Regions from separate parts of the Homo sapiens genome. Here region 1 is linked to region 2. Evidence: chromatin contacts called from ENCODE Hi-C or POLR2A ChIA-PET data. All regions are on one chromosome and are shown on one strand. The core of a region is the stretch at or near the end of the contact, and the rest is flanking DNA. Distances in the headings are between cores, read along the strand shown. Region 1 overlaps CAMK2D (calcium/calmodulin dependent protein kinase II delta). Region 2 overlaps CAMK2D (calcium/calmodulin dependent protein kinase II delta).

Evidence for each region. A loop is a pair of places that touch in the nucleus more often than their neighbours do. ChIA-PET counts read pairs that join two places held with the same protein, here RNA polymerase II (POLR2A). Pooled maps may share reads with other maps.
Region 1: a loop to region 2 is called in a map of chondrocyte, with 2.1 times the contacts of the local background. The contact joins two enhancer-like sites. A Hi-C loop is called at or near these places in 2 of 168 maps with a recorded cell type or tissue (CD8-positive, alpha-beta T cell and chondrocyte) and 12 of 50 pooled maps. POLR2A ChIA-PET finds 5 or more read pairs at or near these places in 2 of 52 experiments (activated CD4-positive, alpha-beta T cell and endothelial cell of umbilical vein).

The regions. Positions count from the first base shown.
Region 1 is chr4:113,465,105-113,469,959 of GRCh38, forward strand. CAMK2D (calcium/calmodulin dependent protein kinase II delta) reads right to left here. Exons shown (of 21, transcript NM_001321571.2): 17 at 425-500. Among named protein-coding and RNA genes, the nearest start is that of CAMK2D, 290 kb to the right of the region's middle. Within about 2 kb of position 3,232, at least 28 of the 41 ENCODE cell types and tissues checked have a DNase peak (open chromatin) inside an H3K27ac peak, as active enhancers do.
Region 2 is chr4:113,682,925-113,687,284 of GRCh38, forward strand. The region is part of intron 2 of CAMK2D (calcium/calmodulin dependent protein kinase II delta); the gene reads right to left. Among named protein-coding and RNA genes, the nearest start is that of CAMK2D, 77 kb to the right of the region's middle. Within about 2 kb of position 1,992, at least 23 of the 41 ENCODE cell types and tissues checked have a DNase peak (open chromatin) inside an H3K27ac peak, as active enhancers do.

The DNA of each region.
Region 1 (4,855 bases), core at 1,982-4,481, 220 kb before region 2:
TCCATGCAGCCTCGACCTCCTGGGCTTAGGTGATCCTCCTGCCTCAGCCTCCCAAGTATGTGGGACTACAGGTGTGCACCACTATGCCTGACTAATTTTTAAACTTTTTGTAGAAACGGGGTCTTGTTTTGTCACCCAGGTTGGTCTTGAACTCTTGGCCTCAAGCAGTCTTCCCACCTTGGCCTTCCAAAGTGCAAGGATTACAGGTGTGAGCCACTGTGCCTGGCCTCTGAAATCTTTTCTCTGAAATTTTCTCTGAAATTTTTCTCTCCTAGGGGCACTTAGTCATTTATGAAATAAAACTATTGTTAACATATCAAACCTTGAATTAAATATATGTGAATTCAGACATGTTGAATAATGCATTCATATAAAAAATATATTTACCATATGCATGAAAGCAAAGTAAACGTCCGCTACTCACGTGTAGGCTTCAAAGTCCCCATTGTTGATAGCTTCGATCAGTTGTTCAGTGACTTTGATAATCTCTTGCTTTCGTGCTAAAGGCAAAAATATGGAGTTGGGTAAGAATAAAAGACAAAAGTCATATTAAATATTCTTTTTCATTTTTAATTTTTGAGATAGGGTCTCACTCTGTCACCCATGCTGGAGTACAGTAGCGCAATCACAGCTCCCTACAGCCTTGACCTCCTGGGCTCAAGTGATCCTCCCACCTCTGCCTCCCAAAGTGCTGGGATTACAGGTGTGATCTGTGCCCTGCCAGAATCTGCATTTTAACATGACTCTCAGGTGACCTCTGAGTACATTCATGTTTGGAAAGCACTGCTATTTTCCATTTGTTTGAAAACAACAGTCACCTGAAAGGTCGGTCAAGGCTATGTTTTTTAAAATTAGTTTTTACTAAGGCTGGGCAAAGTGGCTCATGCCTGTAATCCCAGCACTTTGGGAGGCCGAGGTGGGCGGATCACCTGAGGTCAGGAGTTCAAGACCAGCCTGACCCACACGGAGAAACTTCATCTCTACTGAAAAAAAAATACAAAATTAGCCGGGCTTGGTGGCGCATGCCTATAATCCCAGCTACTTGGGAAGGCTGTGGCAAGAGAATTGCTTGAACCTGGGAGGTGGAGGTTGCAGTGAGCCGAGATCACGCCACTGCACTCCAGCCTGGGCAACAAGAGCAAAACTCCGTCTCAAAAATAAATAAATAAATAAATAAATAAATATAAAATAAAATAAAATAAAATTAGTTTTTACTACCTTAACTTGATTGGATTAGTAAACATATTTCTCTTCATAGTTAACAAGTGTTATTAAAAACAATCTTAAAAAGTATCATTCTAATAATATGTCTATCTTCAGAGTAAAGATGATATCTTGCATTGAGATATTGAACTTTATATAATTATTTGCATTTTCTCACTTTTCTGCTTGACAAACTCTACAAAAGGATGCCGACACTGTGACTGGCCTTTGTTTTTAGACAAATGGCCTTTAGTAAACTCTACAAATTGAAGAAGTGACATATGAATCAATACTGTAGATGTAGGCAGATAATAAGATGAAAGCCTCCAGGTATAGCTGTCAAACCCAACACCAATCATGATTTGTTTCTATTCCTAGCCCATAATTGGTGAAATTATTAATAGTGGTTTGGCTCAAATCCTATCTATTCAGTGAATTTGTTTCTACTGACATCTGCCTCAAGTGTTCTTTCTCTTTTTTGAAAGCCTGCAGCATCTGTATCACTCGGCAATTATGCATATGCTATCTCTTGATACCTTCTTTAGTTTAAAACACATTATTACTTGTTTTAAATTGTTATTAAACTTTCTGTACTGTGTAATGTGTCTTCCTTGTTAACTTAAAAGCTTCCCGAGGGCAAAGAACATTTTATTTTCTTGTATAGCCTAAAAAGCTTTGTTCAGTGTCTTTTATGGAATAGATGCTCAATGTTTGTGAATTTAATCAATTGAGACTAATAAACTTTTCTTGATTTCAGAACACTGTTCTCTTATTTATAAAATTACTGCATGAAATATTTTAGAAATCAAATTTTACTGGATTTTAAGAATATTGCGATATTCCCTTAAAATCACTGAACATAGACTGGGAATCACAAAATGTTACTTCCCATCTTATCTTACTGAGGTAGTGAGGCTATTGATCACGAAGAAAGCTGACCTCAGGTTTTATTCTTTATTGACTAAAGAAACCAGTTTGCATTTTTTATGAATCTGATCTTCATCAAGCAGATTTTAACCACAAGCTTAAATGCTTACTTTCACTCTGAAACTTCAGGTTACCTAGGTGATGACATTATTTAAAAATAAATTTTCTATAAACCACATTTTACTTCATCGAGACTATATGAGACTATATCATAACAAATACAAGTAATAAACTATCCTATAAAATGTGATTAAGTTAGTCCATAATATGGTTGCTAACAATGTCAAGGTCTATAATATTAAAAAATCACTATATGGGTTAGAATTCATATTTAGTTACATAATTACTTTTCATTTATATAAAGTAATATAACACAGCTCCTACAGAAGTCCAAAACATTTCTTGCCCTTGCTCATTTGATTGATGAATATCAATAATACATTCAACAGCAAAACATAGTGACAGAAGTGGTATCAGGGCATGATTTTGTAATAAGGATCCTGCCAGTGACACATTTTAGCTTAATTCAGTTAGGCAATAGGTGATTCATCTGTCTGTGCCCTCAACAGTATGAACATTTGGCAAAAGCTAATGACAGCTGACCCGATTCTGGAATATAAGGGATACGGGTGAGGAGGATCTCAGAAAATGAGATTATAAAAATGTGGCCACCAAAACTTCTCTCTCACATGAAATCCTCATTTCAAACTAACAGATTTTTTTTTTTGGTCTGATATACAGCTGATAGGAAAAACTACAGTTTAGAAAACATGGCCAATTTGAAATGAGCATAAGATCAACGTCCTTCGTGGAGCTTCATTAGGGTAGGCTTCAGTTTATAGAGTGTGAAGAGTTTAGGATCACTTCCTAAAGTTTCTGAAAGTCTCTGCACTGCCTCACAAGCATAATATGGAATTAGAATCATCGGGTGTATATGGCCATCTTTTACTTTCTGAACCACTGTGGAAATACGCATTCACTCTTAAGTATTTTGCATGCCACAACTGGCTTAAGGGTTGTCCTGCATAAACAAAGCAACACAAATTGCCTTCTCTCACTTCTTATGCTTAGAAACGATGGTGCTTTTGCTGGCAGGACAACAAATGGGAATTAGCCAGGATGCTTCTGTGCTGTATCACCATAAAAACAATGTGACTCGTTTGGCTTAGGAGGGGCCTGGAACTCAGGAATCTTTAGAGTGCTTATTTCACTGGGGCAAAGGAGCTTGAGTGAGTCACAGGCGGCACATGACAGCTGACTCTTTAAAGGAAAGCAGAAGGCTGGAAATGAATCATTTGTATATAGTAGTCAGCTTGTTGTTGGAACTGTTGCCACAAGCCCAGCATCTGACCTAGAGGAAGAGCGAGGGTTTGGTGTTAGCTAGCTCTACTCTCAATCAGCAGTGAGGTTGAGGAACAGTTACTGTGTCAGTGGCTTGGACAGACAAGTTGTGTGGGGAGGGGGTCCATTCTCATCTGGCCTTCCCTCTTCCTGAACACCAAGTAATAAATAACCACTCCAAAAGTCAAAGTGGAGAGCTTGTGATGTGTCCCTAATTATACCACGATGAATGCAGAATGTACCAGTAAGGTGTTCCCTGAATACCAGAAGCTTCTTCCACTCCAGAGCTAGCCATTTAATCGCAGGAAGCTGTTTACCTACTAGGTTTATTTCTAGAACTGAAGTGCTCAAGCCTATACTCATAGGACACAAAGTACTTTCTGGCGATTTCTAGATTCTTAGGAAAAGGAAAAAGAGAAAACCAAGTGGGAGAGATGTTCCAGGTTCTGAGTGGAATTACTTTCCATGCAATTATGCACAAAGAATTGGGAACATTTTCCCTTTCAAATTCATATATTTTTGGCTCTTGTTCTAAGAGGCCTGGAAGAGTAAGATAAGGGTGTGAATGATCCCAGTGTTTGAAAACAAAATAAAACCCAAGAACTGAGAGTAACTACATAATAAAACAACTTACAGATTTCAACATTTCCTCAAACATTAGATTTGGTTACTATAACAATACTCAGGAATGCAGTGATTATTTCTTGGTTTAACAGATAAATAAAGGGATTATGCGCATTGCCCAAAGGTATGGAGTTTGCTGATCACTCCTTCCCACCTTCTTGTCTTGGAACACTCTCCTTTTACTTAACTCTCTTGCTTTTCTACATGTTCTCATTCTCATTTGCCATGTTATCCTTCTCTACCTGGATATTAAATGCTTCAATTCCTTCTAAAGACTCAATTTGAGTCCCTCTCCTTATCTCATGCTGCATCCCTAAAGTCCTGTGTACACCAGTGTTTTAAATAGTCATCTATATTCCAATGACTCCCAAATTGTTAACCTCCTTTCTAGACTCTTCCTTCAGATCTATGTGTCAAGGCTATTTTTGAGCCTCCATTTGGGTATCTCAAATGGACCTCAAACCCAACATATACTGAACTGAGCTTAAGAACTTCCACCACTACAAGCCTGCTTGCTCTTCCATGGATCCCCATTTTGGTGAATGGCAAGATCATCTCTCAGTTGCATAAGCCAGAAAGAAACCTGAGGATCATATTTGACTCCCTAAATCCAGCACCTCAAGCCAATCCATTAAGTTCTGTTGAATTTGCCTTCCTCTTCTTTTTGACTTTTTTTCCTCTTCACCCCCACTCTCTCTGGGTATAAGCACCCATCATTTCTTGTCCAGGCTCTGTAACAGCCCTCTGATTTAGTGTTTCT
Region 2 (4,360 bases), core at 742-3,241:
GATAAATAAAAGACTCATAGTTTCATCATGTTCAATCATCTGCTAGCTACCCTAAATACATTTGAGTCACATGATCTATAATGCAGAAAACAAATAAAAAGGTATTTGGAAATTAGTCAATGCTCATCCAACATCTGAAAACTGCCTTTCTAAATTAAAGTGAAGAGTGAATAAAAATCTAAGGAGCAAAATATTTTAAACACAACTAATATGTGTTATCTTACCCTATTCATGACATTTAATTGGTGATCTCAACTCCAGGTAATAGGCTGTGTGCACTTATTTTTCCCCACCCACCTCCTATCATACACAGACAAAAGAAACTATCTCAAGTGGGTGTAATGGTTCAGTTTCAAGCATTTCAAAATCCTCCACCACCTGCACAGGAAACTGTGACTGAAAACCAGACAGGGCACCGCAGAGCAGCACTGATGATACAGGAACATGGCTGAGAGGTGAATCTGGTTACTAGACAGTTGAATGAAATCAGCAGAGGGGAGATGGTACTCCCAATGAAGAGCACATGACACTTAAGGGCAAATAAACACCACCATACAATGAAAGAAGCACCAAAACCGGAGTTACTTATTAAGTGCTACGGAAACACAGATGAGAGAAAATACAATTTTACAACAATGCATAAAAGAGTTGTGAAGGCTGATATGGGCTTTGAAGAATAAATAGGCGTTTTCTGGGTAGAAAAAGATGAAGTAAATTTCAGATAAAAGGAATAGCATGATTAACATCACAGAGTCAGAAAACTATCTGGAAGGTTTGGAGAACAGCAATAGTTTGATATACTTGTCTGTGGATAACAACCTCAAATGTGAGCAGGGAAAAACATAAAAAGCTAACAAATTAATCCTGTGCTAATATGTTAAGATTTTCTGCTGCAGGAAATATCGGTTTTGATCAGAGGCACGAGGAACCAGATTCTGTGTGCAACACAATATAGTAGTTAAGAGTATAGATTTTAGAGTTAGACTGCCTGGGTTCAGACTGACTTTACCACTTAGGATTGTTTCTGACCTAGAGTGAGCTTTTTGACCTCTCTGTACCTCAGTTTCTTCTTTTGTAAAATGAGGATGTTAACAGCACCTACCTCATGGAATTGTTGAGAGATTTATATATAAAAAGTTAGAACAGTGCCTGGCATATAGGAAGCAAGACAAAACTGCTGGCTATGAATGCTGTTTTTGAAAATCAGGGTTGATGACACTGTGGAGTACACAATGGAACCAGAGAATGAAAGTCTACAGGCAGGGACTTCAGTTAGAAAGCTAATGAAAATTGTATCTGTAAAAATTAAATGCATCTGTGAGTACATTTCTTTGTAGAGATAACCACATTGGATAGCCATGTATCATATAAATTAACACGTCATACAAAATATATTTACATAAAAAGTCAGACACATGTATGTATGCATGTGTATGTATCTCCAAATCTCTTAGGCAAACTCATATACATGCCAGAATATAAGACATAAAAACAAATATACTCCCTACAGACAACCTTGTATGTACTGTATGTATAATTATAATTTCAAATTTAGTAAGTTGGAAGGTAAATGACTGAAAAGAATGATTGCTTTTTTCTTCTTTGTGTAACAGAGGACTTGCTCAGAACAAGGGAAGAAGATGACTATGCAGCTGCTCGGTAACAGCGTCTAGTCACACTCTGAGATACTGAGGTCAGCAAGAACAGAGGATGCACACTATGTCCCATCTTGCCTTTCTGCCCAGAAAGTCTCAGTTACTGGAAAAGCTTCAGAAATATTTACCAAAAAATCCATTTGAAATCCTGAAATTCTACTTCTCAGAAAAACAGTATTACTCTTGTCTAGAAATAACATTCAGGCCTCAAAGTGCTATACTGTCATTACTTCTAAAAATAAACTGAGCAAATCCAAGTCTTGAGGTCAGTTTCAAATAATGTGCTGCAGCAATGACACAAGCAACAGCTCCACTCTGTCCCACTGGAGGCAGTGCATTCCCTGAGGGCTTGAGAGCACAGGCCTGCTGCTCCTCATCTCTCCCTGGAAAGAGCTGGCAGCAGATGACCAGACAGGCCTCTAAGGCAGAAGGTACTGAGCAAAGTCCTTCTCTCTTTGTTGATTCTCTTTAGTAAGGCACCTGGAGAGAGTAAACCAATGATAGGAGGGAGTCGCCAATCCAGCAGCCTCTCCAGATGGCAGCTCAATTTTTCTCCTAGCATCCTCTAAATGATTTTCTAAGACCACCATCATGTGTAAGAATGCTTGATACCACCTTATATCATTTGAACAGATACAAATGACTTACATTTCAGACTTCTTTTTTTTTTTTTTTTTTAGACAAGGTCTTACTCTGTCACCCAGGCTGGAGTGGAGTGGCGCGATCTCTGCTCACTGCAGCCTCTGCCTCCCAGGGCTCAAGCAATCCTCCCACCTCAGCCTCCCAAGTAGCTGGAACTATAGGCGTGCGCCACAACACTTGGTAATTTTCATATTTTTTGGTAGAGATGGGGTTTCACCATGTTGCCCAGGATGGTCTTGAACTCCTGGCTTCAAGTGATCCTCCCAACTCAGCCTCCCAAAGTGTTGGGATTACAGGCATGAGCCACTGCACCTGGCCACATTTCAGACTTTAAATAGGAAACACATGAGCCCGTGAAAGGTAATAAATTAGGTGTATAAATTATGAAAAATTAGAGAAAAACAAAATTAGGTAATATTACAAGAAGTGACAAGTAGAGACATTTTAATTTTATGTCAATGTAATTAATTGATGCTATAATATAACCAATGCTATTTTTGAGAGATAGGGCTGATAATATTGTGGAGTATGGAACCAGAGAATGAAAGTCTACAAGCAAGGGCCAGGCACGGTGGCTCATGCCTGTAATCCTGGCACTTTGGGAGGCTGAGGTAGGTGGATCACTTGAGGTCAGGAGTTCAAGACCAGCTTGACCAACATGGTGAAACCCCCGTCTCTACTAAAAATACAAAATTATCTGGATGTGGTGGCGCATGCCTGTAATCCCAGCTACTCGGGAGGCTGAGGCATGAAAATTGCTTGAACCTGGGAGGCGGAGATTGCAGTGAGCCGTGATCATGCCTTGCACTCCAGCCTGGGCAACAGAAAGAGATTCTGTCTCAAAAAAAAAAAAAAGTGATAAACTAAATAAACGAATAATGAATAAATGCCAAGTCACTAAAATGTACTTGATTCTAAGCAAGATATCTGCTATTAAAACTTAATTTTTATCTTGAAAGAAATGGGAAGAAATTATCAAAATATTTTCAGATAATAAACTCCAAATAACTGATATTTATCTACATAGAAAGTTGTCCTTTACTATCTTTGTAGTAGTGTCTTCTACTATGGTTGTAGTAGTGTCAGTGCCTGTACTTTTTCTCAATTCTCTGTAAAAATACCTAAATATTGTTTACATATCTGAAAAGGTACAGGGACATACCTATATTCCCAAGTTTTCCCTTACAAAAGTAATTAACTTTTTATTTCTCTGCTTTGCTAGCAACAAAACTCTCAAAATCTTAAGTAAGGTACCCTTCTAATTGCCATAATAATTCAAACATTTCTTTAGGACCTCTAATTGTAAGAGATGATTTTTATTACACCTTTGATGCATTAATTTTTAAATTTAAGAAGGAAGCACACAGCTTACTTTTGGAATAAATTTCCTCCTGGAGTAATCAAGAATTTTGGAAATTAATTCTGTAAAAATTGTGAGCCACAACCCAAGCATCTGGAGTCCTACAATGCTCTCAATATATTTTTAACATGATCATTGAGAAAAAAGCCATCAGCCCTTATTTCTCAACGAGAGCCATTCTCATCCATAGTGATTAGTGTGAGATTTTACGCCAAGCTTTCATGAGTTTTAAGACAAACTTATTAAGCACCTTTCTTATTTACAATACAGGTATGTGTATACACACACACACACACACACACACACACATACACTTCAAGTTGCTCAATTTTAAAATAAAGATATCTTTTAAAAATAATATAGGTAGAAGGGACCAAAAAATGTAGCTCCAAAATGTAAAACTCCAGATTCATGGATATAAGTTTCCCAGGAAGGAAAAAAAATCAACTATGTATATAATAAAATGTTTGCAAAATTCACCTGGTAACCAGCCATGAGCACATGCATTCTCTTCTTTGAACTGATATGGTCGTGACCTTTCTAATCTGAGTATGGAAAATTATTAACCTTCTTCTCCCTTCCCCATTTGAAAAAAATAATTTCAACAGTCCTCATGTTAGATTTCCATTCAGGTGTTACTGAAATGTAGGAAAAACACATATTGGAGTATGTGGTAACCTTTTTATATGTTCCCAAGTAAAAC